Regions from separate parts of the Homo sapiens genome. Here region 2 is linked to region 1. A link is a loop called in an ENCODE intact Hi-C map of the cell type or tissue named here. Cell type or tissue: gastrocnemius medialis. All regions are shown on one strand. Links, peaks and the distances in the headings refer to the core of each region. The heading gives the core; the rest is flanking DNA.

Region 1 (15,772 bases), core at 2,625-10,624:
CCTAACCTGGCCCAGTGGACTTGGAAGTTGCCTCTAGCCTGTTGCTGTGGATTCTCACTGTCAGGCTTACCTGTGTCTCTCAGGACATTGTGCAATTTAACCTTGCACGACACAGGTTTGAACTGTGCAAGTTCACTTACATGAGGACTTTTTTTCAATAAATACATTGGAAAACTTGGAGAATTGCTACAGTTTTTTAAAAAATGCAGCTGAATTCCATAGCTTAAAAATATTGACGAAACAAGAAAAAGGTAGGTATGTCACGAATGCACAAAATATATGTAGATACTAGTCAATTTTATCACTTACTACCATTAATTATGGAAATCTTATAAAAAGTTAAAATTTGTCAAAACTCATGCACACAAATGCTTACAGATCATACATGGTGCCATTCTTAGTCCAGAGAAATGTAAACAAATGTAAAGATGCATTACTAAATCATAACTGCATAAAATTAACTGTAGGACACACTATACCACCATAATAACTTCATAGCCATCTTCCGTTGCTATTGCAGTGAGTTCAAGGGTTGCCAGTGTCTGCTTATAATGCCCTGTGACACTAATCATCTCAGCATGGGCAGGACATCTCTCCAGTAAACTTCATATTGCAGAAAAAAGTGATTTCTAGATGTTCTCATGTATTTTTCATCATGTTTAGTGCAATACTGGAAACCAATAACACCATGGGACCCACGTGAAGTGCCACTAGTGATGCTAGAAGTGCTCCCAAGAAGCAGAAAAAAATCTTGACAGTACAAGAAAAAGGCGAATTGCTTGATATATACCATAGACTGAGGTCTGAAGCTGTGGTTGCTCTTCGCTTCAGGCAGATAATTCATCTTGTAAACAGATGACATAAACTTATGGTATTGATAAATACAGTACACTACTGTAAATGTATTTTTTCTTCCTTATGATTTTCTTAATGAACTTTTCTTTTCTCTACCTTTTTTATTGAAGAATACAGTCTATAATACATATAAAATATGTGTTAATTGACTATATCATCAGCAAGGCTTCAAGTCAATGCCAGATTTTTAGTAGTTAAGTTTTGGGGGAGTCAAAAGTTATAACATGGATTTTCAACTGCATGATGAGTTGGTGCCCCTCAGTTCCGTGTTGTTCTAGGTTCAAATGTAAATACTTCTTGAGTAAAATAAAAAAAATTTGAGTGAGATGTACTAAAAGGAATTGAACTGGCTTGGGTTTAAAAGAGTTTTAAAGAGTTAAAGCCATCAATCTATTATTTGCTTTGATTTAACACACAACTGGAACCAAAATTACTATGTGCTTCTGGTGATGATGCACACAGATGATCTGGATTAGTATAACTAGCATGAGGTTTACCAAAGATATCACAGAAATGAATTTTCTGTAGTGCCTTCTTGGCGTGCACTATTGTACCAGGAGGGGCACAAAAAAGTAGAGAGAGGAAACACTTTCTCACAGTCAGGCACTGTGAGTGGTCCTTCTGCATCTTTGGGTCTTTTACAAACACAAATGTCCACAAACTCTTTGACAGTCTTCAAAAAGTAAACCCTAATTATCTTCTTGTTAAATGAAAGCAGGACTCAGTGACTCATTTTTAACAAATAAATGTGGGCAGAGGTGATGGTGTGTGACTTTTAAAACTAGGTCATACAAGCCACTGCATCTTCTTTTCTCTCTTACTCTCTCATCACTGATCCAGGGGGAGGTGGGTGCCATGTTGTGAGGACACTCAAGCAGCCCTACATAGACACCCCCAGGATAAGAAACCGAGGCCTCCGGCCAACAGCCATAGAGTGCACCATCTAGTCCCAGTCAAGCCTTCAGATGACTGCAGCCCTGGGCCAACACCTTGACTGCAGCTTCATAAAAGACCCTGATAGTGGCACCACCCAGTTAAGCTGTTTCTGGATTCCTTACTCTCAGATCTATGGAAGATAGCAAATGCTTGCTGTTTTAAGCCATTTTGTGATAATTTGTTGTGCAGCAATGAAAAATTAATACAAACAACAATAGCTAACATGCATTGAGTGATAATATGTGCCAAGAACTCTTCTAAACATTTCATACATATTAACTATTATTATTTTTTATTTACAGATGAGGAGACTGAAGTACAGGAGACGTTACCTAACTTATCCAAGGTAAGTACATACTAACTGATTCATACATTGCTAGACTCTCTTTCTGCATGCACTCTCTCTCATGCATATGTGTTTTACTGCAGTACTATCTGTTTCCCCAAATAGATTAGAAGTTCCATAATGTAGGGGAAGATATTCTGCCCATATCATTGGAACCCAGCAGAATGCTTAAAAGACAGCATGCCTAAAATAAATATTTAGATAAATGGAATAGATGGATGATAAAGAAGTAAATTAAAAATTATTACACACCAACTCATTGCCCATGAAGTTTGAGTTTTTGGGTCTAACACAGACCCATATATGGGAACCTCACGACTGGATGATAATAGGGTCCTTTCTTTCAGAATCTGAAAAATTAGACTTCATATTGTTGCCAATTTTAGATGCTCAAATCTAGCCCAGAAAGCCAATGTTTTACAAATTTGTATTTAATTCCACGGAGAATTGGAAATAACCTAAATACCCAACACTGACGTTTAATGAATTATGATACTTCAGTACAATATAATTTTATGCAACTACTAAATTATACAACTATGTTGAATCAAGAAAAATGTTTCAAACAATATTTAACTAAAAGTAGCAGAAACAAAGTAAAATTTAGGCAAATTAATATTATATGTACTATTTAGTTACTAAAACTAATAAAGCATATTTATTTGTACTTCATGGAGCAATCTCAAAGAGATATTTTTTAGTTCTAATGTTAGTAACTAAGGGCAATTTTGTGCAAAATAACATTTTTTTTAAATTTTTGAGATAAAGTTTCTCTCTTTTTGCCCAGGTTGGAGTGCAATGGCACAATTTCTGCTCATTGCAACCTCTGCCTCCCGGGTTCAGGTGATTCTCCTGCCTCAGCCTCCTGAGTAGCTGGGGTTATAGGTGCCTGCCACCATGCCCATCTAATTTTGTATTTTTAGTAGAGATGGGCTTTCAACATGTTGGCAAGGCTGATCTCGAACTCCTGACCTCAGGTGATCTGCCTGCCTTAGCCTCCCAAAGTGCTGGGATTATAGGCGTAAGCCACTGCACCCAGCCCAAAATAACATTTTTTATTAAAAAACAGAAAAAAATATTTCCAAGAATGACTCCTACCTTAAATGATAATAAGCACTGAAGAGACATTTTATGAGAAGCTTTGGTCTCATGTATAAAACTTGAAGCAAGCCTGGCATGTCAGTGAACATTGTATGTCATGCAAATAGCATGACATATCAGTGAGCATATGACCCAGTACAAAGCAAACAACTTAATATTAGCATGTCCAAACCAGAGGACCCAGCATGAAGATGCCTGGGACACAGCAGAGAGGAACTTTGAATACAGTCTGGTCAAACTCGTCACTTTATGGATGTGGAAACCGATGCACAGAGAAGCAAAGGGTTGTACTTCCTCCCAAACTGCTTGAGGTGCAAGAGCTGAGACAGATACTCAGGTGTCCAGAGTCTTAATTGAATGACAGAGAATTCAGCACATTCTATTTCATATATGTTGTATCCCATGATGGTCATATACTCTTATTACACTTGTTTTCCAGAGGGTGAAATTGAGGTGGATAGAGTGACTTAATGTGCTGGTCCAGAGTATGGCATCTCATGTGTGACTACCTAGGCTCAAACCTTTCTCATACATTTAACAAGTGTGTGACTTGGAAAAGCTGCTTAGTCTAAGACTCAGAGTCATCTATAAAGTGGGGTCAAAAGTAACCCTAACTTATAGAATCTGTTTTGAGGATCAAATGACATAGCTTACCTAGAGCTCCTGGCAGAGCACCTGCACCTGACAATAATTTAATCAACATTAACTGTTATTTGTTGTTTATGTATCAATCACAGAGACCCATAGTTTGGGATTCCAAACTGATTCTACAACTTCAAGCCTGACATTCTTTTGGAAATAACTCAGCTGTCATCTAGTGCTGACACTGCTCTAAATAAGGGAAGTGACCTTGAGTGGCTCGTTTCCTTTCTCTGAGAGTCTCCCTCACCTTTGGGATGAAATGTGGGTTCTTGGGGCTGGGCTTGATGACCTCTGAGATTGCTTCTAGCTCTAGGATGCAATTGATTCATTTGTTCATTCATTCACCTGTGCATTCCTTCCTGAGTGTCACCATGTAAAATGTGTGGCCTCGGGAACATATGGGTGCAGAGATGAACCTGCCCCAAAGGCAGCTTAGATAAGATGCACAATACAATGCATAGTCTGGAAGAAAATGAAATGTGCTATTAGAGGAGAGAGAGAGAGATGCAGACCTTTGGGGCTTCAGAAGGGGGTCATCTACTTTGAGTGTGTGGAGGTAGGGGAGATTAAGTGGAAAAGGGAGCTTTCAGTGAAGATCAGTGGATGTGGTCATGTGGAATTTCAGACAGAAGAATGTATGCATTCAAAGAAATGGAAACGGCCCCATGGGCCATGCAGCAGAGGAGCCAGCGGTCCAGATGAGCAGGAGGAACACTGGAGAAAAAGCCTGGAGAGGGAGGCAGGCCCACACCTTGAGGACTTCAAATGCAGGGGAGGTTGAATGACGTGAATTAGCACAGAGAAGGGATGGGCAGTCTGGAACAGGGAGGCCTGGGCTGGGGTAGATCTATGAGAACAAGGATGAAGAAGATAAGGAAAGAAGGAACTAGGAGGACTCTGCCCTTCTAACTGTGGGACCTGGAGACTGGGGATGTGACTAACGTTGTTCAATAGCCCCGAGGAGGAGCAGGCTGGAGAGGAGAAACTGACGGAGCCCTGCTGGGAAACTGCTAAGTGTGGGTGTGCATGGGGACATCAGGCCAGTCAGTGGCCAGGAGGAAAACAGACCCCAGGAGCCAAATCTCTGCAGGGAGGCCAGGGCTAACTGCACATCTGCTCAGTAATTTCATCCTCAAATTTTAGATTTTAAATGAGCACAATTTTATATTTACAAAAATATTGTGATGATGGTACTGAGAGTTCCCATATACTTCCTACCCAGTTTTTCCTACTGTTAACATCCTATATTAATATGACATGTTTGAACAATTAATAAATTGTGAACAAAATTGATTCATTATTGTAAACTAAAGTCCATGCTTTGTTCGTATTTCCTTTGTTTTTATCTAATGTCCTTTATGTGTTCAGGATCCCACTGCGGATGAATACTGTGTTACATTTAGTCACAGGATCTCCTTAGGCTCTCCTTGACTGTGATGGCTTCTCAGGCTTTCCTTGTTTTTGATGATCTTGACAATATTGAGGAGTACTAGTCAGGTACGTTGTAGGCTAATCCTCTATGGGAGTCTGTCTGAAGTTTCTCCCATGATTAGACTGATGAGGTGATGGGCTTTGGGGAGAAGCCCAACAGGGGTAAGGACTATTTTAATGACATTGTGTCAGGGATCCATGCTATCAACATGACTTGTCACTGTTGATGTTGACCTTGAGCACCTGGTTGAGGTGATACTTCGCAGGTTTCTGTGACGTAAATTTACTCATTTTTCTCTTTTGTACTGTAGTTTTTTGGAAGAAAGTCACTGCCACACTTCCACACTACCACAGCCCACACTTAAGGAGTGGGAGTTATGCTCCACCTCTTTGAGAGCTATCTACCGAAATTATTTGAAATTCTTCTGTACAGTAGATTTGCTTCTTTTCCCCCATTTATTTACTTATTCAGTCATGTATTTATATCAATATGCACTCATGTATAATTATTGTGCACTTTGGGTTGTAATTCAATGCGACTCTATTTCATTGCTCCAGCTGTGGCCGTGCAGAGCTCTTTTGTTTGGCTCTTGTGCCCTTTGCTGCACTCCCTTGCAGTAGTTTTGTTTGAGCACCTTCTTACTTTCTGGCACTACAAGATGCTCTGGGCTCCTCTTAGGTAATTGCTCTTCTGCCTTAGAATCAACCATTTTCCTAAGAAATCATGAATCCTTTTACTGGAGAATGGTTTTAGAAACCAAGATATGGGTATGAGCTGTGCTCGTTGAAATTGAGATGTCCTTGCTTCTAGTGCTCTTAGCTGACACAGCAAGGAAATATAAATATGTATATAATAACATGTTTATACACACATATATATTTATAAATATTTTCATGTCTTGTTTTGAGACAGGGTCTCACTCTGTTACTCAGGCTGAAGTGTAATGGTGCAATCATAGCTCACTGCAGTCTCAACCTCCTGGGATCAAGCAATCCTCCCACCTCAGCCTCCTGAGTAGCTGAGACTGCAAGCACTCCACCAAGATTGGTTAATTTTTTATTTTTAGTAGAGACAAGTTTGTGCTATGTTGTCCAGATTGGTCTTAAACTTCTGGCCTCAAGCGATCCTTCTGCCTTGGCCTCCCAAAGTGTTGGGATTATAGGTGTGAGCCACCATGCTTGACCTCATATGTCTGTATTTTTGTATCTGCATCTTTATTAAGTTAAACATTAGTTCATATTGATTTTTCCAACCATAATATACTACCACGCATGGGTCATTTGCACTCTTCCTTTGCTTATCTGTAAGGTCCACTTCAACAGTGAGATGCACAGCTCCTCTTATCTGTATCCAGTAAAATTATCCTTCGAAATTAAGGAGAAATAAAAACTTTCTCAAACAAAAAGTAAAGCAACTCATTACTGGCAAACCTGTCCTCCAACAAATTCCTCAGGTGGAAGGAAAATTATATAGGTGAGAAACTCAAATCTACATAAAGAAAGGAAGAGAGTTGGAGAAGAAATAAATGAAGGTAAAAGAAAATCTTTTATTTTTCTTATTTTAATTGGCCTAAAAGATATCTGTTTAAAGTGAAAATAGTAACAATTATTGGATGACTGTGGCATACAAACAGTGAAATAAATGAGTGACAGTTGTCATCTCACATCAAGGCCAGGATCTCCTTGACTGTGCCTGGAACGCCCTTGTTCTCCACAGAGAGCTGCCTCTACTATCATCCTCACAGCCTCTGATACGCTCTGAGAGAACAAGGTGCAGGGCCTGTTCCCTGCTGGAGCTCTTCCCTGTATGCACATGTTTTTTCTGGGGACCATTTGCCTAATTCATCTCAGAAATGAGTGCTGGAACCCTCCACTGACTGCCATTGAGTGATTTGGGGTACAGCCCTCCAAGCTCTCATATATGGCAGTTGCTGAAGGTGTGTAGATTCCCTGTTTAACTCAGTTAAAGGGGTGGGGATGACTGGCCCCAAAGATGTTCTCCTGGAGGAGATGGGGAAGGAGGGCCTGGCCTGCCACCCCGTACCATCCACCAGCATAATGCTTTCTTAATAGATGGAGGAGGGGCCACAGGGAACTCCAAAGATCTATGAGCAATAACAACACTTACCACAAATTCCACACTCATGTGGGTTTAGCCATCTGGGGCTATTACCTCTTACTCAACACTGAAGGCCAGAGTGAAATGTCCCTGGAACCTGAAAACACATGTTTCTTCTGAGACTCAGAAGAAATAAATGGAAGAAATGTTTTCTCATTTTTAGCAATTGTTACAAGAATTCTTTATTCAGAAGGGACTTGGCTTTTTTGGGGAAATGGTTTAATAAGCCTATTGAGGGGATAGAAATGAGCTTCCAGGACCTGGGTTTTGGGCCCATGCCTAGTTTTCATGAGGAAGAAAAAAGCTTCTCTGCCTAGTACATGGGAGGGGAGGAATGTGATGTTCCTACAGAGACAAGTCCAGGAGGGAAGTGGAGAGAGAAGAATCAAACCGCGTGGGAAGGCATGATTAAGAACAACAGGGCTCTGGAGTGACAGAAAATCGAAAAAGGCCAAAGAGCAATGTCTGATTTTCCTTTTTTTTATCACAATGGGGTTGGATGACGTAACACTTCTCTGCCATTGCCTTGACAAAATTGTTCCTGCTTTTGGACATGTGGATTGCGGCTGGGGAATTATGAAGCCAAAAGGGAACTCCAGGCAGCAGCAGGCTGTGTCTGTGTGGTTGATGAGATGAGCTCTCTGCAGGAGTCACTAGGTAGAGCAGGTGGGTTTTTCTTTTGTTCCTCTCTCAAGGCAGGATGAGTGAAGCCTAGAAGTCACCTAAGTCTTGACTGAAAAGGAGCTGTGACAATCATCAACGTATCTGAGTTAACGAAAGCGTGAAAACCTCACAGTACCAGCATGCCCCTGTGTTTAGAAGAGCTGGCTAAACTTTCTCTGGCTTCAAGAAAAAGCACAATTGACTAATTTGTCCATTCTGGAAGTCTGTATTCATGGTCCTGTAAATAGAATAGACCCATCCAGAAAAGCCCTTGGAGAGAAGAGAGCCAGAGAAAGCCAATATTTCAGAATGAATGGTTCTGTTTGAAGAGCTTTGTATGGCAAATGAGGGTTAAAAATTTTTCCCCACCTTTCCTTTACAGCAGTGATTTTTGAGGTGTGGATTTTTAACAGCTGCAGCAGCAGCATCACCTGGAACCTGCTGGCATTGCAAATTATTGGGCTCCATTCCAGACCCACTGAGTCAGAAAGCCTGGGTATGGGGTCCAGAGATCTGTTATAGAACAAGTTCTTCCAGTGCAAGCTAAAGTTTGAGAACAATTGCTCTAAAGCAGAGGATCTTAAATTGAATTCAGGGATTTGTGAAACCAATGGGAAAAAAATATATACCGTTATTTTTACCACCATTTAACTGAAAGTTAGCATTTCCTTCTGTTGTGAACACAGTCCGAAAAGCACAGTAGGATTGACAGCACTGGGGCTTTTTCGCCAACAGAAACCTTTTTATAGCAGCTTTATTCAGATATAATTTGCATATAATACAATTCGTCCATTTAAAATGTATAATTCAATAGTTTTTAATACAATTACAAAATTATGCACTAAGCACCTGTAATGGTTAATTTTGTGTGTCAACTTGACTAAGCCAAGGAATGCCCAGATAGCTGGTAAAAACCTTATTTCTGGGTGTGTGTGGGGGTGTTTCCAGAAGAAATTAGACTTTGAATTGGTGGACAAAGTGAAGAAGACTCACTGTCACCATAATAGGTAGTCATCATTTGAATCTGTTGGGGCTTAAATAGAACAAAAACAGAGAGAAAGAGAAAGATCAAATTTTCTTCGTGAGCTGAGACATCCATCTTCTTCTGCCCTCAAGTATCTAAGCTCTGGCTCTGGGGCCTTCAGACTCCTGGACTTACAACAGTGGCCTTCCATCCCCCAGCTCCCCACCCTGCTTCTCAAGCCTTCAAATTAGTATGGAATTAAACGTCAGCTTTTCTGAGTCTCCAGGTTATACTGCAGATTCTGAGACTTCTCAGCCTCCATAATCTTATGAGCCAATTCCCACAATAAATATCTCTATATCTCTGTCTCTCTTTATATATATATAAATATTTATTATATTCAGATATATATAGGAAAAAACATATACCATTAATTTTACTAACATTTTACTGAAAGTTAGCATTTTCTTCTGTTGTGAACATAGCCCAGAAAGCACAGTAAAATTGACAACACTGGGGCATCAATCAATCAGTCAATCAACCAATCATCAATACACCAATCATCAATCATCTAGCTATCAATCTCTATCTACCTGTCTATCTATCTATCTATCTATCCATCTATCTATCTATCTATCATCTATCCATCTATCTCTATCATCTATATCTCCTATTGGTTCTGTTTCTCTGTAGAATGCTAACACAGGACCACAATCAAACTTGAACATTGTCCTCACCACAAAAGGAAACTTCATGTCTATTGCCATGCTCCATCATCCCCCTCCCCTACTTTAAGCAGCCACTTATCTACTTTCCATCTTTTTAGATTTGAGGATTCTGAACATGTCATATAAATAAATAGAATTATATAATACATGATATTTTGTAATTGACTTTTCCACTTAGCATAATGCTTTAAAGTTCATCCATGTTGTTGCATGTATCAGTATGTCATTTCTTTTTTTTTGTCAAGTAATATTTCACTGTATGGATATCTAACATTTTATGTATCTATTCATTAATTGATGGACATTTGGATTGTTTCTACTTTTTGGCTATTGTGAATAAAGTTGCCATTAAAAATGTCTGTATAATACAAGTTTTTGTGTAATCATATGTTTTTATTTCTCTTCATGTTTAACGATTTGAGGAGCTGCCAGACTGTTTTGAAAAGTGGCTGCACTGTATTACATTTCCACCAGCAATGTATGAAGGCTCAAAATTTTCCGCATCTTCATCAACACATTGTTTTCCGACTTTCTAAAATTACAACCATCCTAATATGTGGAGTAGTATCTCATTGTGGTTTTGATTTGCATTTCCTTGATCACTAATGATGTTGAGCATACTGTCATAAGTTTATTGCCTATTTATATATCTTCTTTAAAGAAATTTATATTAAGATTCTTTGACCACGTTTAATTGGGCTTTTTTTATTACTGAGTTGTAAGAGTTCTTTGTTTATTCCAGGTACAAGTAACCTATTATATACATAATTTGCAAATATTTTCTGTCATTCTGTGGATTGCATTTTTACTTTTTAATATTACCCTTTGAAGCACGAAAGTTTCTAAGTTTGTTAGAGTTCAATTTACTTATTTTTAGTTTGTTGCTTGTGGTTTGGTATCTTACATAAGAAATCATTTCCTAATCCAAGGTGACAAAAATTGATGTCTATGCTTTCTTCTAACATTTTATAGAATTAAGCCTTACGTTTAGGTCTTTCATTCATTTTGAGTTAAATTTTGAATATGGTGTGAGATAGGGATCCAACTTTATTCTTTTTCATGTGGATATCTAGTTGTCCCAACACCATTTGAAGAGACGATTCTTTTCACAATAAATTGTCTTAGCATCTTTGATGAAAATCAGTTGTACATAAAGGTGAGAGTTTATTTCTGGTCTCTCAGTTCTGTTCTAGTGATCTTTATGTCTATCTGTATGTTAGTACCACACTGTCTTTATTATTATAGCTTTGTAATAAGTTGTGAAGTTGGGAAGTGCGAGTCCTCCAACATTTTTCTCCTTTGTAAAAACTATTTTGGCTATCCTGCATTCCAGGTATTTTGATATGGATTTTATTAGAAGCTTGTCAAGTTCTGCAAAATAGGCAACTGGAATTTTAATGGGGATTGCATTGAATCTGTAGATTGTTTTTGGTAGTATCTTAACAAAACTTAACAATATTAAATCTTGCAATCCATAAACATAGGATGTCTTCCCATTTATTTAGAGATTTGGAAATTTTTTTCAATAATGCTTGTTGTTTTCAGAGTATAAGTTTGCACTTCTTTTGTTTATTTGATTCCTGTATATTCCTGTAAGGTCTATACATCCCACTTGAAGTTGTACAACATTGATTAAAAATAGATTTTTAAACATTAAATATGTCTACTGTAATCCTTAGAGCAACCACAAAAACAAACAAACAGAGAAACAAAACTGAAACAAAACAAAGAGGTATGGTCAAAATACAACAGATAAATAAAAATGGAATATTTTAAAAATGTTCAACTATCCCAAAAGAAAGCTGGAAAGAGGAACAAAGAAATGGAAAGCAGAGGTAATACACAGAAATAAAATATAAAATGGTAAACCTAAATCCAAACATATCAATAATTACATCAAATGTAAAGTGTCTAAGCATCCAATTAAGACACATAGATTTTCAGAATGAATAAACAAACATATGACCCAATTATATGCTGTCTATAATGATAATGATACAAGCAGATTAAAAGTAAAAGAATGGAAAAATATAGACCATGCAAGCTTTAATCTAATGCTGGAATGATTATATTAATATCAAAATAGGCTTCAGAGCAAAGAAAATTACCAGGGACAAAGAGGGATATTCCATAACCATAAGAGTCAATTTACCAAGAAGACATAACATTCAAGGTGTATAAAAACTAAAAACAGAGCTTAAAAAAATAAAGCAAAAACTGTCAGAAATAAAGTATTAATAAACAAACTTGCAAGCATAGTTTTGAGACTTCAACTCTCTCAGTAATGGATAGAACTAATGGAAAGGGAATCGGCAAGGATAGAGAAGATCTGAACTGAACCTTTAACCAAATGAATTTAATGGACATTTATAAAATTCTCCACCTAAACAAAGCGGGATGTACATTTCAGGGGAAGGCAGGAAATATTTTGAACTGAGGAAAAATGAAAATACAGCATATTATATCTACAGAACGTGGGTAGAGTGCTGAGAGGAAATTTATGGAATTAAAGGCTAATGTTGGAAAAGAAGAAAAATTTCAAATAAATAATCTAAGATTTTATCTCCAGACTCTAGGAAAAGAAGTATAAAATAATCCCAAAGCAAGCAGAAGCAAGAAAATAATGAAGATAAGACCAGAAATAAATAAAATTTAAAATATAAAACTAATAGAGAAAAATTGATAAAACCAAAAGCTAGTTCTTTAAAAAGATAAACTTCTAAAAGATCGATGAAGATGAAAGGAGAAGAGGCACAACTTATTAGCATACGAATGAAAGAAGGCATATTGCTACAAACACTGCAGACATTCAAATAATAATGAGAGAATATTATGAACAATTTTATGTTCATAAATTTGACAACTTAAAAGAAATGGACCAATTCCAGCTGGGCATGGTGGCTCATGCCTGTAATTCCAGTGCTTTGGGAGGCTGAGGTGGGCGGACGGCTTGAGCTCAGGAGTTTGAGACCAGTCTGGGCAATATGGTTAAATCCCATTTCTACAAAAAATATAAAAAATTTTCCCGGGGGGTGGTGGCATGCAACTGTAGTCCAAGCCACTCAGGGGCTTGAGAGTGGGAGGTAGAGGTTCCAGTGAGCCAAGGATCACACTATTGCACTCCAGCCTGGGCAACACAGCAAGACGCTGTCTCAAAAAATACATAAATAAAAAAAAATGGACCAATTCCTTGAATACCAAAAATTATCAAAACTCACTCAAAATTAAATAGACAATCTGTATAAAACAAGTTGACTTTGTAGTTGAAACTCTTCTGAAAAAGAATTGTCTAGGCCCAGATAATTTCACTCGAAAATTTGAATAAATATTTTAAGAAGAAATACATAAGACCAATTTTACTCAATCTCTTTCATAAAATAGAAGAGGGGAGAACACGTCCAAATTCATTTTATAAATGGTGACAACCATCTATAAAACGACCCAAAGGTTATTCCCTGGGGAATGAGACAAGGACAAGAAATCTCTCTCTCTGTCTCTCCATATATATATATATATATATATATAAAATCTTAAGCCTTTTTTGGAGGGCAGAGTAATTTGATTTTTAATTATGTACATGCATTACCTTGATTATAATGTGATTAAATATAAGTATCCTGGTTGCAGGCCTGAGAAACATCCAGCATAAATGTCAGCTCTCTTGCCCCATGGACTCTACCCTGGAAGCCCCGTAACCTGGCTGTCATTTTCTCTTTTCTCATCTTAAAATCTCTTTATCTCCCAACAACTGCAGAGCTGTCTCAGAGTACTTTCCACTGCAGGTCATTTGACTTGTCTCTTCTCAGCTTTCTCTCTCTCTTTTTTTTTTTTTTTTTGTTTGCTAATTTCCCCTAAAGGAGGTCCTTGGTCCACCAAATTCATGTGAGTTCAGAGTTTTTTTCCACAATCAGCCTCAGGAGAACAATCAATGAGGTCTTAGAAAAGAATTCACATCGAGGAAATCCCCTTTGAGCTGACTGCATGAATTCCAGTTCCGTTCGTGATTTCATGCTTGCCAAGCACCAAGAGTGTATCAGGGGACTCATAGAGAGGGCAGTTGGGGCACACATGGGAGGTCATGACACCATGAATTGGGAAACTGCACTGGCCAGCGGTGTGACTGACCTTGGGAAAGTGTCCATTTCGGGTAGGTGAGAGGGGCTGCGCCATGCTATGCAACCCACTTGGGAGGATTATGAAAGTTTGGGGGCAGCATGGAGTTAAAAGTTCTCAGACATGAGATAATCCCATGGCCATTGCTCAACCTGGATGGAGCCCAGGATAAAGGAGTCAGAACCACATAGAATGGACTGAAGGTCCATTCTCATCTCAGGAAGGAGATCTGGTTGGCAGAAGCGGTCCTTGTGAAGAACAAGATGTTTTTGAAAACACTCTGAGCCACTTGTTCATGCCAGATGTCACTGCATGGATCTCAGCCTTATCCGTAGCCCAATGCAGAGGCTTACCAGCCCTTTCAGAAACCTTGGTACAGGTGGCTGTTTTTGACACACTGAAATGTGCAGTGACAGTAGCAAAGATTGGGGGTGGTCTGGCTGATTTCACATCTGAGGGCTGATTTCTCCCATGTTTGGTCAGTGTTTGGGCATAATCCGAGGCACCTCAAGCCTTGCTCAGGCATTGCTCTATGGGAACAGAACATCTGCTACTCACCACAGGCAGCCCAGTGGAGAAGCTGTGAGGTTACTGGGTAGAACCTCTCTTGAGGGGTCTGCTGTGAGCCCCTGAGCACCCAGAAGGCACAGCACAGAGAGCAGCACAGGCAGGACAAATCTTGTCTCCAAAGGGCCCTGCCTAGGCCCTGCAGCGCATACAAGTTCGATCAGATTTGAGAAAACAGTAGACAGGCTCTGGTAGAGCAGCAAAGACCTGCAGAATCAACCACTTTCTTCCTCCTGAAGCACAGACATTGGAGTAGTCTCTACTCCAAAGGCCCTCATTTAGGGGAAACTAGGAATAAAAGAGCTGAAATGAGACAGGTCAGATGACCTGTAATTGAAAGGACTGAGACAGCTCCGCAAACAATTATAACAGCAATGTGTATGCCACACTCACTTTAAGCAATGCACTGTTCTGATGGCTGTATGCACCCTGACTATGATCTTGGTCACTCTTACAACAATCCTGGGTTGTTAGTGTCACCATCTGGTAGATAAGGAGACTTAGGTGAACAGGGGCTCAACTTACCACCAATAAGTGGCAGAGCCATGATTCAAATCTGGACAGACTGGTCCCAGCATGCAACCTGGTCTAAACTTCCTCTTTCCTTCCATGAAGCAGTGCCTATCCGGATGTGCCAAGGTCCCTCTCAGCTAATGCCATGGTTTCTTTGTTGTGTGGAATTATCACATGTCTCAACTGAAGCAGTGTTGTGGTCTTTGAAGCACAATTTTAAAAATTATGTGTTTCTGATAATGTCCAGGCATATATATAAAACTTTAACATCAAATGGCATTTAACACCTTTATCTCATCCTTGAGACTTAGACTGAAGCACATTTTTAAGCCTTGCCTATTTGTGTCCTTCCTTCAGTGGACTGAGTTGGGAGTAGAACTCAGAACCCTGAAACCTGAGTGTTCTTAAGAAAAGCTCCAATCCTGTATGAGGTGTAGGTTCCAAAAGATAAGAGCCCCTGAGCTGAGATACAGGGCAAAGGTGTGATCAGGAGAGTGTCAAACACCAAGACAACAGAAACACACATGCACAGTGCTGAAGTAACGAGGAGGAGGAACAGACCGACGATAGATGAGTAAACTCAGAAATCAAGATGGGGGTAATGAGGGAGCCACAGATGAGATGCATGGTTTCCAATGTTCAGTTGGCTCCAGGTTGAGCTCAGAGTGGGCTGCCCTGTGGGACAGCCTTCTTAACATATTATGGTGGGCTGCAACTGGCCACAGCAAACAGGAACAAAATTAAAACACTGTCTTCTTCTCTTCCATTATGATCTGTAGCTTTTCCCCACACTC
Region 2 (15,772 bases), core at 4,746-12,745, 56 kb after region 1:
CTCCATACAGAAATTCTATTAATAAACGAATCTCACGTCAAGTGCGACTGTGTTATTACAGCTCTTTTAAAGGCAGGGAAAGGGGCACTTGGAGAAGTGTCTTGGTGGAAGCCCGGAGCTGAGAGAGGTGTGTGAAGCCAAGCCTGTGGGGAACCCTGCTGCAGCCCCACCCGAGTCCAGGGCTCTCCAGCAGGGGCCTCCCGCCAGCCCCTGCTTCTTCATGAGGGGTCTTGTGGGGACTGCGGGGGCTTGGGGCAGTGGCCAGGCTGGGCTCCCCCATGCTCTTGCTGTGTGGTCTCCAGAATTCACTTAACCTCCTGCTGCCTTGGCCCCCCATCTGTGAAATGGGGATCAAATTCCAGCGCTGCCAGTCTGTCTGCCCAGTGGAGTGGGTGATTAATGAGACCATGGAGGGGGTGTGTTGTGCCCTGGGGCAGACTCATTTATCATGGAGCAGAGTCCATGTTTCTTCTTCCTTCCACACCCTGCCAAAGATTAAAATAAACAAGCAAAAGGTAAAATAAGCTAAGGGGAAATTTTCCAGAATTTTACTGCATAACATTTAATAATTTCAAACTAACTTAAGCTAAAATCCTTCCTTTTCATTAGTAATTCCGATCACTATCTGAGAGAACTGATTTGGTTTTGGAGCTGGCATAATTCTCAAGAGTTTAAGCAGACTTAGCTTTTTATTCCCTAAGTAAAATGGATTAGGCACAAAGTGACATTTCAAATGACCACAGTTTCCAAACACCTTAAGGGCTTTGAGGTTTTGGCCTTTCTCCAGGGAGATTCTGGGGAAGAGTTTAAATAATTCCAAACCAGCTTTCAGCTCATTATGACTTCTAACATTTAGAACTGAATAAAATTTTTATGTTTTTCTCTCAAAGCTAAGAGTTAAGGACAGAGCAGGGGTATCCATCTTTAAAAATATCATCAGCAAATACTTATATATGAGTCACTGGACTGGATACTCAGTTGCTGTTCTGTGGGGAGTGCTGTAAACGGTGTCTGCTGGGGTTCAGGACTACAGGGAGATGTGAAAATGTTTGCAGATCATCTTGCCACATGGTGCACAGAGTCATGGTGACACCGAGGATTGCCAGGCCTCCAGGGTCAGATGCTTTAAGACAAGCACACGTAGTTGGAATTCAGGAGGGACTCATGCTCCGCTAAGGTTTCAGTCTGAGAACATTTTTGCCAGTTTCTGACACTCTCCTAGATGCTGCAGACCCTTTCATTCATGGGACAGATGTGAGGTGGGTGTGACTAGGTGCCGGGCTGTGTAACAGGGGTGGGCTGTGAAGATCAACAGACGTGAGGCTTATTTAAGACTCACATGCGCACAGGTGGGAGACAGCAAGTGGGGGCTGGGCAGGGATCACGTCTAGCAAAGATCATCCTTCCCTGCTCCAGTGCTGGGCCAGAGGGAAAGCAGATGTCCTTCCAAGAGGTGGTGAAAGTTGGGACTCTTATGTAAAGCTTCCTGAGTTTCAAATATTAGCGATTAACTGCAAAACCATGTTTCTTTCAATACTAGGTGCTGTGTTCAGCCAACTACAGCTAGTTAGCAACCTCCCTCTAAGTTTTCTTTCTGCCCAAAACTCTCTACTTCAATCCCCAGCAGCCAGATGTCTTGCCTGTGTGTCCTGGGTGAGAATGTTCCAAAATGCAACAGCTCACTTGTGGTTCTTATTTGGTGACGTAGCTACGTCATTTCTTATAGAGAGCAGTTCAGTTATTATTTAGGAGCAGGAGTTCTAACGTGAACATATTGCTTAAGGGGGCTGATATCAAAATGTATGCACTACCAGGCACATACATTAGCCAGTCAAGCATTCTCCTTCACATTGTCTTTTACTTCTTCATTGTTCCTTACACAGAAGCCTAGTATGCATTACTCGAACTCTCAGTGTATTGCCACTAAGACTTTTATTTCAAAAAAAAAAAAGGGGGAGTTGAGAGCTATTTTTAGAAGCTTGTTTCCTATGTATTTCTGTGCTATCATTTCTTTCTGTGATTAAAGCCCAAAAAGAAGGATGGAAACACTTAGGGTATCCCATCAGTAAGGTCATTAGTCCTGAATTAGATCCACATCCCATAAGTGACAGTTCCGCCCACTGTGGCGATCCTGGGCTTCTGGTGGCCTTGGCTCTCCACTGCTCTGTGGCTTTGCCAGTGGCAGTATGGCTGAAGGGGACAAACATGCCTACAGACATAGGACTCGACTGCCCAGTACCCATTTAAGTTACCAGTTGTCTTGGAGACTTCTCTGGGTGAAGCAGAGAAGCAAAAGATTTATCGATGTGATCAGGAAAAAATATCTTATTCCCTCTATTGCATATATTTGGGCGTGCTGGGTAGGATGGATGGGAAGGTCACAGCTCTCTTCCCCACAGCTCACAAGCTAACATAAATAGTAGACGCATCTGAAGGACTCCCCACACACACATTCCCCAAGGTCAGTGTAAGTGAGGCACGGGAAAAAATGAAGCCATCGGCTATCCCTCCTTTGGGATTGAAAGGCCACCTAGGTCTCATTGGAAACACAGTAGGTGTGGGTCTCTCACTCAGTCGCTGGTTGGCATCTGCATTTGGGGTAAGGAAGCACAGTCTGCAAGATGGCAACAGCCTGGTGTGTGCAGTTCCACTGGGGACAAGCATGAGCTGAACTCATTCTGTTTTTCATCTTTTCTTTTTCTAATTTGAGACAAGTTCTCATTTTGTTGAGTGCAGTGGCTCCATCATGACTCTCTGCAGCCTCCAACTCCGGGCTCAAGGGATCCTCCCGCCTCAGCCTTCCAGGTAGCTGGGACTATAGGCATGCACTACCACACATGGCTAATTAAAAAAAAATTATTTGGTAGAGACAGAGTCTTACTAGGTTGCTAAGGCTAGTCTCAAACTCCTAGCTTCAAGCGATCATCCCACCTCTGCCTCCCAGTGTGCTGGGATTACAGGCATGAGCCACTGTGCCTGGCTGCTTTTCTTCTTGAGTAACATCATCCTCTGCCTTGAAGAGAAATTATGGGTGTCAGAGAGAGTTCAGAAATACATCAAAGCCAGGAGAGTTATCTGTGTGGAAGCGAAACACAAGTCCACTCATGGTACAAACCACACACCTCATATTTTAGCCTTATTTTGAATTTCTCTGTGATCCAGGGCACTTGTTATACCCAGCTGCAACTGAATATTGACAGTGACCCCTGGGGGGAGACACCAAGACCGTTTACCCTGAATACATGATATGCTTTAATGAAAGTGAACGGGACTTAACACCGGCAGAAATTGCTCGTAGTCTAACAAGACAGTTTCTCCAAGAAACTGAGATTTGCTGAAATAGGTCCTGGCTAATTACTTATTCTCTGTGTTGCCCCTTTGGTTTTAGCAGCCATCATGATTTTGTGAAAATCCAATGATACGGATATTGCATTTACCTTTAACTCTATTACAAGGAAACAGTAGCAGATTTAATCACAAACCAGAGTATTAATTGTAAGCCCAGGCTTTGCTAAAGGAATAGACCTCCAATAGGGTAAGCTACTCATTCATATGTTGGTCTTTACTTGGGTAAAAGAAAAAAAACTGTGGGTTTCAAGGTCTTCGGCGGATGGGCGCAGTGAGAGAGTATGCAAAGATATGTGCTTATTAGGGTATTCCTGAACATGCCTTCAAGAGCAAATGCCTGGTCTTTGGAAAAATCCCTTACTCGGGGGATTAGAATATCTTGTGCTTTCAATCTCTCACATTCTACTTGCCTGTGTCCTCATTAGGGTGTCACGTTTACCAGTCACCATGCAGCTAGCCCTGCTCAGATTTAATCAGCAGCAGACTTCCATCAGAAGGAAGGAAGGACCATCCCTGCCCCCTTACAGCCTCCCATTAGTGAAATATTCAGCAAGAAAACAGAGCCAGAATGCAAACAAACAAGGTTGACCATACCCTCACTCCACTTATAACCTCCTGTGATCTTTGGCTTCTGTTCAGTAATTGCGTTTATTTTGACTTCATTAAAAAATGTGAGAGATGGAATTTCATTTGAGTCTTAAGTTCAAAGATTTACAGCCCAGATATAGAAGAGAGAGTTGTCTTGGTGTTCTTATCAATTTTGGGTTAGAAGTCCTGTTCTATTTTGGATGTTTCCCTGCAAAGGAGGTAACAAACGTCCCTCCATTTTCTCAGCAATATACCAACAGTTTAGAACATATTTCATAATCATTTTTCTCAATACTATTGTAAGTTAAGTGTGATCAGTCTTATTTTATAGATCCAGAGACCCCTCATTTTCCCAGAACTTGATTAAAGACTCACTGCTTCACAGCTGTCACAGATTGAGATAAGCAGCTTCTTCCACTCATAGATGTCAGTCTACTCAAAGTGCCCTCTCCCTGTGCCAAACCCACTGTCCTGGGCCCACACACAGGAATGCAAACCTTGAGTCCAAGCAGTGTTGCTTATAATGGACATGTCAGGGAAGAGCCAACATGTTTGCATTTTTATGATTATTAATTAAATCACCAATCCCATTTGATAATACTAATTCACAAAGCTACATCATTAGACATTGTTTACAAACACGTTCATGATCAGAAGCCCCATCACCTTGAGTGTTCATCTCTATGCTCTTGAATCCCTCAACCCTGCCGTCTACATGCAGCAGAGCAATGCCTCATCCAGGCCCCATCACATCTGCACCCTGAGTCTTGTCTGGCAGGGCTCCAGCAACTGAAGGGAGCCCCAAATCTGTCCCTAGCAGCGTGGCATTCTAAAAAATTACTGTGCCATAAAGCCACATGAAATATACACCAAACTTCCAAAGAGAGATGAGAAAACTAAAGCTTAGAAAGTTTACATACCCGAACCCAGTTCAGGTTACTATTATAAATATGACAAACATGGAGGGGAGCCAAGTTGATGGGTGAAGGGTCCTCTCTCAGCTTGACGGTAGGCTGACTTGACTGAGAACATGGTAGGGAACTGCTGACATGAGACACTAGGATGTCTTCTGGGAACAGGAGCAGGACAAGTGCTGACCACAGCGGATGTGGACTAAAGATGCTGAGCCCAGCAAACATGTATCACAAAAGGGACACATGCCAGGGAAACCCTGTGCCCTGCAAGCTGATGAAGGGCGTTGAAGGGAAGCAAATATTGTGAGCTTGTGTTTTATGCATCTCCACGCCCTCAGCTTCCAAGAGGGGGCCTGGCTCAGAAGGCGCCTGACCACAAATGCCAGGAGGTAATGCTCTGCTGATGTGTGCTAGGGCAACTGCGTGCCGGGACACCTAGATCAGAATGCTCCCCCAACAGGAGCAACACATTTATTTTTAGGTCGCTCCTTTTTATGGTATTCTGACTGATGCACCAGATGATAACTAATCAGTATCGAAACTATTACCATTAGCGTGTACTCCTCTTTTAAATACTTGCTTTTGCTCCTCGCTGAGTCGCAAGCAAAGTCCCTAAAAGTCGACCTCAGTGATTCTTTTCTCTTTCACTGTTTTTACAGTTTCCAAAAATGGCTCCAAAATTCAATGTGAATGGGATTGTTTTCTATTTCCTCTGCTTATTTTCATCAGATGAGGACAATAAAAAATTTGCCTTTAATTGTCCAGATCAGTCAGGGTATTAACACCAATTTATGGCTTTGTACTAATATGTCCCATATTTAGAGTGACATACTACTTTGAAATCTAGGATTGTGTGATTCATAAACAATGGCATCAGAGTAATTTGTGGAGCTTGTCAAAGTCTGTACCCCATGGAGCTTCATGAAGTTGAACTCATTGAGCCCTCAGCCAGAAAGCAATGGCCCCATTGTTTCTTTCACCATCCCTGCCATCGAAGAGCTTCCTAATAACTAGACACGTGCAGGAGCTGGCACGTTAGGGAAACATCAACCCCAATTATATGAATATACTTGACTAGTATAAAAGAAGAAAAAAGAGAGAAGGCATAAATATGAAAAACTAAGAATGAGAAAGGGTACCTAACCACAGACATAAATTTCAAATTTTACAAGAAAATATGAAGAATATATCCACGTTAATCAGTTTAAAATCAACTATTTCCTAGAAAAAAAAGAGAAATAACGGTGATCAACTAAAGAATCATAAAACTTGAATAGAATCATAGTTATGGAGATGAGGGTGAAAGAACATTGTGAGAATGTCTCTGGTGGCAAAATTGATAATTTTTTTTAAAGCTTGTGAGGTTCAGATAATCTTCACATTTTGTAAACTCCAAAGAGTATAGAAATGTAAAAAGTTTCTCAAACCTCTTTTTGTGTTAGTATAACTGTGGTATCTGAATATGAAAATACTAAAAGAAGAAACCTTCAGGTTTACTTCAGTTATGAATAGCAAGGCCAAAATTCTAAGCTGACGACTAACCAATGGCATTCGTTCACATATTTGAGGAATAACAGTCTGTGTCTAAGTTTTCCTCAGGAATGAATTGCTGATATATTAAAAATAAGTCCATTGGTAGACTATCTATAATAAACTAGCCAAAGGGCAAATAATACAAATTAATTTCTAAAACTATCAAAGGGGCATTCATTAAACTTCAACATATGTTCTCATAAAAACCGTATTAAATGATCAATGAGGATGACAAGAAATATCTAATAAAATTCATCTGTGGGCACCTGTGATGGTGAAATTATTGAAGCATTGCTTTTAAAATCAGATGCAAGGAAGGGTGCCTATTATGATTTACCATCTTTCTGGAAGTTCTAGTAATTACTCTAAGATATGGAGATAGAAATAAAGAATACAGCAATTGCTAAGTAAGGGAAAGTGAATTGCCTGAGAAAGAAAAAGCCTGATTTTTCTTGTATGAGTTGCCTTATTGTTTTCAATGGCTTGATCCCTTGAGCCATATTTGGTATTATATTCAAATATGGTGCCTCATGCTGGGATAGGAAGCTAATCCTAGCCCTTCCTCATCACTGGGAAAGTGGTCAAGGAAAAGCAAATGGTGTCAAATTCCTCTTTACCCATAGTCGTGGCATGAATTGTGTTTCTCCTTAATTCATATTTTGAGATCTCAATGCTCAGAACGTCAGAATGTCACTGTATTTGGAAATAGGGCCTTTACAGAGGTGACTAAGTTAAAATGTGATGGTTAGGGTGGGCCTCAATCTAATATGACTGGTGTCCTTATAAGAAGAAGAGATTAGGATACAAAGGGAAGACAATGTAAAGATATAGGGAAGGTATAGGGGGAAGACCATGGGAAGATACAGGGAAAAGATATAAGAAAAAGCCAAGGAGGGTAGCTTCAGAAGAAACAAAACCTGCCAGTGCCTTGGTCTCAGACTCCCAGCCTCCAGAACTGCAGGAGACATATGTTTTTGTTGTTTAAGCCGCCCAGTCTGGTACTTTGTCATGGCAGCCCCGGCTGAGTGGTGTACCCTATTTTCTCACGGTGTTCTTATGTTCTAGTTGGTGTCCAGTGGTCTTGGCGCTATCTGCATAGCTTCTGGTGGCAGTGCCGATGCTTTATGACCCAGTTTGGTGCACGGATATCCAGCGGCACTGAGCTAGTGAGACCTCACGAATCTCAGTGACCATGGACCAGTTTGCCGTGTCTGATGTAGAACTGCTGTTATAAACCTATTAAATGGTGTAGATGCTATCTGGCTGAGACCACAACAGGGATTCCAATGAGGTGGAAGAATCAGGCTTTTTCTTTCTAAACTCACACCAACATCTGTGCTTCAGAAGTCTCTCTCAGAGCATTCATCCCCGCTGACTCATACGCTGTGGCAGGCATCGGACACCTACAGTGCAGTGGGTTCTTTTCCAAAAGTCCATGTGACTTCGTCACGTGAAACAGTGTCTTGTCAAATGCCAGATGCTGCAACTCCCCTGATCCCATAAAGGGGGTTTTGTTCGCATCTCAAGCAGCCCGGCCCTTCTTGCATTTCTTGAAGAGCTCTGGGACAGTGCACCAGTGGTGCCAGAAGAAAGCACATCACAGGTCTGACTGTGGCACTGAGAACTCCTCCTAAAACGAGAGGCAATATTGTTCTAACAAGGAGCACATGGAGGATGCAGATGCCTTAGCCAAAAATCTGGGAAAGTTGAGAAAGAGGAAAATACCAATATTGCCAAATCCTTCTGAGCTACAAGTTAGAAAACATGTTTTATTCAGCATTGGTCTGCATTTTGGTAATTCGATAATAATAGCATTGCCCCACTGAAGAACTAAGAATTGCATAGAACTAAAACATAAGTGAATTCACAAGAGGATCCCACTCTTGAACACATTCAACAGAAGGAATGCCCTCATTTGCCTGGAGAGCTTAAGTGTCACTCTTACACTGCAGTAATGCAAAACAAACCCAATGACGAATTGCCACATTTTAGCTGGGTAGGAGAAAATGTGCTGTAGCAAGAAGCAGATTGAGAGTGATGTTCTTGTTCATACAGTGTCACATATAATTAGTTCATCATGAGGGCTCTGAGCCATGCACCAAATATACACAATGATGAGTTCTTTCACATCTCTTTTCTTTTTTTTGAGACAGAGTCTGGCTCTGTTGCCCAGGCTGGAATGCAGTGGTGCGATCTTGGCTCACGGCAACCTCTGCCTCCCAGGTTCAAGCGATTCTCCTGCCTCAGCCTCCCAAGTAGCTGGTACTACAGGCATGTGCCACCACACCCAGATAATATTTTTGTATTTTTAGTAGAGACAGGGTTTCACCTTGTTGGCCAGGCTGATCTCGAACACCTGACCTCCCGATCCACCTGCCTTGGCCTCTCAAAGTGCTGGGATTATAGGTATGAGCCACTCCACCAGGCCTCACATCTCTTTTCATTTGATTAGATTTGTATAGCCTCAAATCCTTATGAGTGTCCTTCCCTGTGAAATGTTCTTATGGGAGAAACTATTAGCTGCGTGCCGTTCCTGGAAAAATTCTGATGACGACAACAAGAAACAACAAAAGCTATGCAGCTTCTTTCTCTCCTGTCTTCTCTGTGCAGGAACATGGAGGCAGTCCCTGTAGATCAGAATGGTGAAAAGGAATGCACATAACTTCCTATAGTGCAAAGCCAAATCTTTGGATATTCAGCAATAACAACGGTGTTCACTGAAAGACAGTGGAGGAAGGGGTGTATCAGAGACCTAGGTTTGCATTTTCCAAACTCTACCCAGTATCTGCCTCTCTTTCACTCAATTCCCTGATGCTGAATTCTGAAAATTTCCCCTAGTAGCCATCTAACATTGGCTTAAAATGAATTTAACATATTCTTTAAAAAAAATATTCTTGGCCGGGCACAGTGACTCACGCCTGTAATCCCACCACTTTCTGAGGCCGAGGCGGGCGAATCACGAGGTCAGGAGATCGAGACCATCCTGGGTAATATGGTGAAACCCTGTCTCTATTAAAAATACAAAAAATTAGCCGGGAATGGTGGCGGGCACCTGTAGTCTCAGCTACTCGGGAGGGGAGGCTGAGGCAGGAGAATGGTGTGAACCCGGCAGGTGGAGATTGCAGTGAGCCAGAATTACACCACTGCACTCCAGCCTGGGCGACAGAGCGAGACTCTGTCTCAAAAATAAATAAATAAATAAATAAATAAATAAAAATTAAAAAATCTTTAAACATCTCTGAATATTCCAGATGTTTTTCTTTTTATATTTACTCTTTTTTTTCTATTACAAAAGGAAACCAAGTTCATTTTAAAAATGAGAAAATGCAGGGCACAGTGGCTCACGCCTGTAATCCCAGAACTTTGGGAGGCCAAGGTGAGCAGATCACCTGAGGTTGGGAGTTTGAGACCAGCCTGACCAACAGGGAGAAGCCCCGTCTCTCCTAAAAATACAGAATTAGCTGGGCGTGGTGGCACATGCCTGTAATCCCAGCTACTTGGGAGGCTGAGGCAGGAGAATCACTTGAACCCAGGAAGCAGAGTTGTGGTGAGCCAAGATCGTGCCATTGCACTCCAGCCTGGGCAATGAGAGTAAAACTCCATCTCAAAAAAATAAAATAAAATAAATAAATAAAAATAAAAATGAGAACAATACAGGAAAGCAAAAGAACAACCAAATCTCCCACACTCCCACCCACCTTAGGACAACCCTCAGCCTCACCTTGGAATATTATGTCCTTAGATGCCTTCCTTATACAAATTAAACTATACTATTTGTCTGAGAAATTGTCTCAGAAAATCTACTGATGAGCATTATTTATTCTACCTTTTCACTACTTAAATTTCAACAGAGCAACAGAACAGAATAGCAAGTAAAAATTTAAACACATTTATGACCATTAAAAAAGTTTCTGAGAAACTGGCAAAACTTCTTAGAGGTAGATCAAGGTTTGCAAAACTACTCCCCAGGATGCATCCAAAATGACCTAGTTATTAAATGTTTGGTTTTTGACCTAGACATCGTTTGGCCAAATTGTCTTGTTTTTCAACCTGAATGTAGGCCAGTCTACCTTTGGCCAATGTAATGCTGCCAAAATTGTGTGTGACAAGTCTAAGAGACTTTCTTCATTTTTTATCTCAGTATTCTTTCTCTAGAACTCAATATCCATCCCTGATCTCATATTGTATCTTCTCCCGTGGCCCTGTTTAAACACCCTCTGGTTCTCCATCTGGCTCTCTGCCTAAATTTCTGGCAGTTTCTTCAAAGTTCATCCTCCTGAAAAGTCCAAGATGTACTGGGGAGGAAACTGGATATATGTAAAGTGCATAGTACCTAGTAAATATCTGCCCAACAAAAGTGGTATCTACTCTTATTTTTGCAGCCTTTTATCCAATAACAAGTATAGCATGCATGGTTTAAGTCTCTTTTAGTCTTCATAAAAATTATGCATGAGTTAGTTTCCTTTCCCCCATGTAAGAGTTGAAAGCACCAAGATGCTGAGAATGTATGTGATTTGCATAAATGTGGAGGCAGATTTTAAACAGAGGTCTAACTATTAATTATTTTCTGCACAGAGCTAGATGCAATATGTGGACATGAGAACTGGCTTTGTTTGAAGTTGAAGGAAACTTTAAAACTTAAAAAACTGAGCACAAAACTAAAAACTTGCTGAGTTTTCAAATTCTGTTATGGCAAATTCTTTCACAAACCTTAAATTTGGGAATGTAAATAACATTCTTCCAGGCAATGCAGAGCTATTATTTAAAATTAAAAAAAACAGACTCCTTGAGCAACAGCTTTGTGAACTTGGTTGGCACTACAGCATGCGTTTTGCAGAGTCAACACAAAATTATTTATGGGAGGTCCTGTTGCTTAATGTGACTCATGTGTGTTTGATTGTGTTTCACAGAACATGGAGAAAGCGCTGCCATTAGGATGGGAGGTCAACATGGCTCTGCTGGATGCCAGTGGCTTTGGATCTGATCTGACAGAGCTGTAATCAATACTCAGCATTTCCTCCATGCAGTTACTCCGATCATTTACATATTGCCTTACTCCTCATGGCAAACCTACACATTCTTGTGATTTTACAGATGAAAAGACTGAGGCATGGAAGGGATGAAGAGCCTGTCCAGGACCAGCAGTTAATCACAGGAGAACTGGGAGCTGAGCCCAGGCTGCCTGGCTTGCAGCTGCCCTGGGCCTGCCTCTCTGTGCTGCAGGGCTGTCAGATCCAATGCCCTTGGCATCTGTAGAGAAAAGCAATCCACACAATTCTTATACATAAAATAAAAACCATTTTGGCTACTAAAAAATATACTGTATTCATTCCACGATCACGTGAATTCATTGGTCAGTCCCAACTATCCTCTTCCAATGTCACAGTAGGTGGGCAGGAGGATGGCGCAGTGGTCAGAGCTGTGTCACCTTGCTGGCCTGCACCCCTGTCACTGCACGTTCCCACCATGTACCTTATGTGTCTCCCTCCCCCCACCCAACATGGGAACCCACTCCCACATCCCAGAGCAGAGTCTTCACCATGTTTGAATCTGATCAGACAACACTGGGCAGTGTCCCTGTCGTTCAGGGAAAGAAATGGAAACCTACCCAGGAAGGTGGGAGGAACACATGGAGGAGACAGCAGTCTGGGTCTGGAATGCTGGTGGGATTTCTATGTGATAGGAGTGAGTGAGGAGATATCTATTTTAGGAAAGAGGAAATATCTCATGAGAACAAATGCAGACAGGCCAACCTGGGCACAGACAGGAGTGGTCAAGGGAGCCCAGGAAGGGCAGGGAAGGAGCAGGAGAACAGGGAGGCCTGGGAGTGGTGGTTTGCAGCCTGAGTGTCCTCTGCATCCTGTCTTCTCCAGGCCCATAGCCCACCTTCTATGAGCTTCCTTCCAGGTTCTGTTATGGAGAGACCCTCAACTGCCCAACTCCCTTCTAAAGGGTGATGAGTGGAGAGCACGTACTGGGTTCAACCTGCGGGCTTCAAGACCATGGGATAGTGCATGCGTGAGTGTGTGTACATGCGTGTGTGTGTCTGCATGCGTGTGTGTGTGTGTGTGTGCATGGGTGCGTGTGTGTGCATGCGTGCATGTGTGCATGTGTGTGTGTGTGCATGTTTTGAGTGTGTGCCTGTGTGCATGTGTGTGCATGTGTGGGTGTGGGCATGAGTGTGTGTGCACTCATGTGTGTTGTGTGTGTGTGTGTGTATGTGTCTATAAAGGGCTTTGTGCAGGAGAGTAGCATGGAACAGCTAGGCATTAGGATGGTAGTAAACCTGATGGGGGCCAAATGAATTGAGAAAAGAAGGAAGAAGGAAGGAAAGGAGGAAGGGAGGGAGAGAGGGAGGAAAGAAGAAAATGAAGGAGGGAGAAAGGAAGGAAAAAAGTAGGAATTAAGAAATAAAGAAAAGAAAAAGAAGTGAAAGGAGACAGGTGCACAGTGTCAAGGGACACGCACCTTGGCATGGCAGTGGAGATGGAACGAGAGGGACCAGAGGCTTCCCCGACCCCCCTGAGGGTGACTCGCACAGCAATGCATCAGTCCATCTGTCTCCCACGTTCCTCTCTATGCTTCTCAGGGGAAAGGGGACGTTTCCATTTTATAAAAGAAGAAATGACCTTACAGGACAAAGACAAAAATAAAAGTATTAAGATTGGTGCTGGATGGATAAGTTTGGATACCCAGCAAATAATTTGGAAAAAAATGAGTAAGATTTTTTTAGCTTATAGGCTATCATGAATGCAGTGAATTCAACTCACCTGAGATTATTCACTGTGTTTTTTTTTTGTCTCAAAATATAAAACAGTAAAAAAACCAGCTAATGTATTTGACCTGTGCTCAGCCTCAGCTGTGTGCCAGGCGCTGTGCTGGGCATGACAGGAAATGCAAGGATGCATAAGACACTCTCCTTGACTCCTGTGGAAGTGAGGGAAGAGCATTGCGTGGCAGGAGAGGGAGCCCCCTCAAAGCCCACCCCTTGTCAATCCCTACTGGTCTCACCCCTTCATTTGTGGTGGTATTTATCTGTGGGTGGAAAGGGGGCACAGAGAGATTGAATATTTGGGAATATTGACATAAGAACCTCTGTGATTTCAAAACTTTCACCTATGTATATTTGTTAGTGTTCATCTGATGCTCATGTTAAACAAATGGCCCATGAAGCTCCCTGGTGGGACATTCAGAATCCAGTGGCAACAGAAAAAGTGCAGAAAAACTGCAACACAAGCATTGCCTTCTTTCTCTATCCATGGGAAGAGGCACTTTCAGAGAATGTAGGGGGTGATGATTCTGGCCAAACTAGGGGTGTGTGTTGCAAGACAGGAAAGCATCTGCAAGTCCAGCTGGAGATCCTACAACCTCGACCAATGATTATTTTGGTTTCCTATTTCAAACACTGGCTCCAGGTCTGTGGCTTTTGTTTTTTAATGAGAATGTCAGAGCCCAGAGGCCCTTTGGTCCAATGCAGTTGGGTGGGCAGTGGCTGGGGCACACACGCAGAGCAGAGCTGTCCAGTAGTGGACAGCACCTTGTTGAGACTCTTCCAGCTCTCCTGGGGAGGAGGTGCAAAATAGACCTGGCGTTTTGTGCCTGAAGCACCATTTGCTTTATATTGAAGTGATAGCTCAGTAGGCAGCTGTTTTTAAAATTTTCCCTTCACCATGCATGTTTTAAAGGGAAACTTTTGGCTTTGATTTCTTTAATAAAAATCTGGCGGTAACCGTTCCAGAAACCCATTATGAAGTTGTTTTTTTCCGGCAATGACAATTGTGATCATTGTGCACCTCAGGCCAGTGTCCAGGTGGGCTCTTGACCAAGAAGCCTTCCTCCTTTACCAGAACCTGGGACCAAGGAAACCCCAGACACAAACAGGCTGAAGCTATTTGCTTTTTGTCAGCTCCTCGACTGCAGAACAGTCCACTCTCACCACACTTATACTGTGCACCCCTCACTTACACTGTGCACCCCATTGCATCTGGCTGTCAGGAAAGCAGCATACCTTAGGTCCAGAGGCAAACACAGCACTAGTTGTCTTATTGGGGGCATCTCTCTACTGGTACTACCCATCACCAAGGCTTCATGCTTCATCTTGGAAGGAACAGCAGGGAAGTGGCAGGGGATGAAGGGACACCAATTATTTCTCCAGAGAGAGAGGGGACATGTGTAAAGGCTGATGCTCTCAAAGAGGCTCTACAACCTGATAGGATCACCAACCCCATGAGACCTTTCATCTCCATGGCCTGGGCAACAGATTAGTGTCCCCTTTGATTAAGGCCACGTGGCCTTGTTGGCTGGTGGGTGCAGGGTTCATAAGGAAAGGGGTGGCAATATGGGGCACCAGCTTCTCTAGTTCTGAGAACACCTGCAGCCAGGAGGTTTCTTTTCCCATCCTAGGACTCTTCATCATTTTGGCGCAGACATAAACATCAGTCTCCAAACAGTGAGCCATTGTCCATTCCTCTGTTCCTTCATCTATTTTTGTCATAGAGCATCATAGTGCATAACTGTACAGCTCCCTCAGAAACAGGTGGGTGATCCAAAGAACCTGGGATCTAATGAATACATTGAATTTATGATTACAAAAAACCTTCCCACAAAAACAAACAAACAACAAAAAAAAAAACACAACTCCAGTTCCATAGAGCTTCCCTGGTGAGTTCCACCAAAGAAGAAATGATACTCATTCTATACAAATACTTCTAGAAAATTGAAGAGAATGGAATTTCTCCTAACTCATTCTTTGAAGCCAGCATTACCCTGATACAAACCTAGTTAAAGACACGACCAGAAAAGAAAACTAAAGGTGAATATCTTCCATGAAACAAGATGCAGAGATTCTAAACAAAATTTTAGCAAATCAAATTCAATGATAAACAAAAACGATATACATTATGGCCAAATTAGATCTATCCCAGAAATACAGAGTTGATTTAACATTTGAAAATCTATCAGTCGAATTTACTGTATGAATAAACTAGAAAAGAAAAACCATATGATCATTTAAATATGTGTATTTTTTTGAACAAAAGCTAACATCCATTCCTGCCATTCCTGATAAACTCTCAGCAGACTGTAACAGAAAGGAATTTCTCAACCTCATAAAGAATATCTGCAAAAAACTAGTATAGTAGCTTAGTATAGTACTGATAGTGAAATACTATATAGCTAGTATAGTACTGATTAGTGAAAAATGGAATGCTTTCTTCCTGCTATTAGGACAAGATAAGATACCTAGTCTCATAACTGCTATTCAACATTCATTGAAGTTTCTAGCCTATGCATCCATCTTGGAAAAGAAGAGGCAAAACAGTTTTTTCTTTACAGATGACTAAACTTTGATGTAATCTACGAAAAGCTACTAGAACTAGTAAATAAGCACG

Evidence for each region. A loop is a pair of places that touch in the nucleus more often than their neighbours do. Peaks named below come from ENCODE experiments on the same cell type or tissue, not always from the same donor. Only the 100,000 strongest peaks of a DNase experiment are listed, where the experiment ranks them.
Region 2: it touches region 1 in a loop (2.0-fold over the local background); 2 of 110 quality-filtered maps call a loop at or near these places.

Annotation. Positions count from the first base shown.
Region 1 is chr10:44,118,648-44,134,419 of GRCh38, forward strand. It overlaps LOC124902543 (a long non-coding RNA gene), which reads left to right. Exons shown (of 3, transcript XR_007062368.1): 2 at 2,094-2,137; 3 at 5,249-11,806. Among named protein-coding and RNA genes, the nearest start is that of LINC02881, 170 kb to the right of the region's middle. RefSeq lists enhancers at 14,715-14,884, 15,172-15,341. In gastrocnemius medialis, for the core only: no CTCF peak of the experiment used is centred there; DNase peaks (open chromatin) are centred at 7,454, 7,724 and 8,021; H3K27ac peaks cover 812 bases.
Region 2 is chr10:44,172,660-44,188,431 of GRCh38, forward strand. No RefSeq gene overlaps it. Among named protein-coding and RNA genes, the nearest start is that of LINC02881, 110 kb to the right of the region's middle. RefSeq lists an enhancer at 9,727-9,896. In gastrocnemius medialis, for the core only: no CTCF peak of the experiment used is centred there; a DNase peak (open chromatin) is centred at 7,852; H3K27ac peaks cover 536 bases.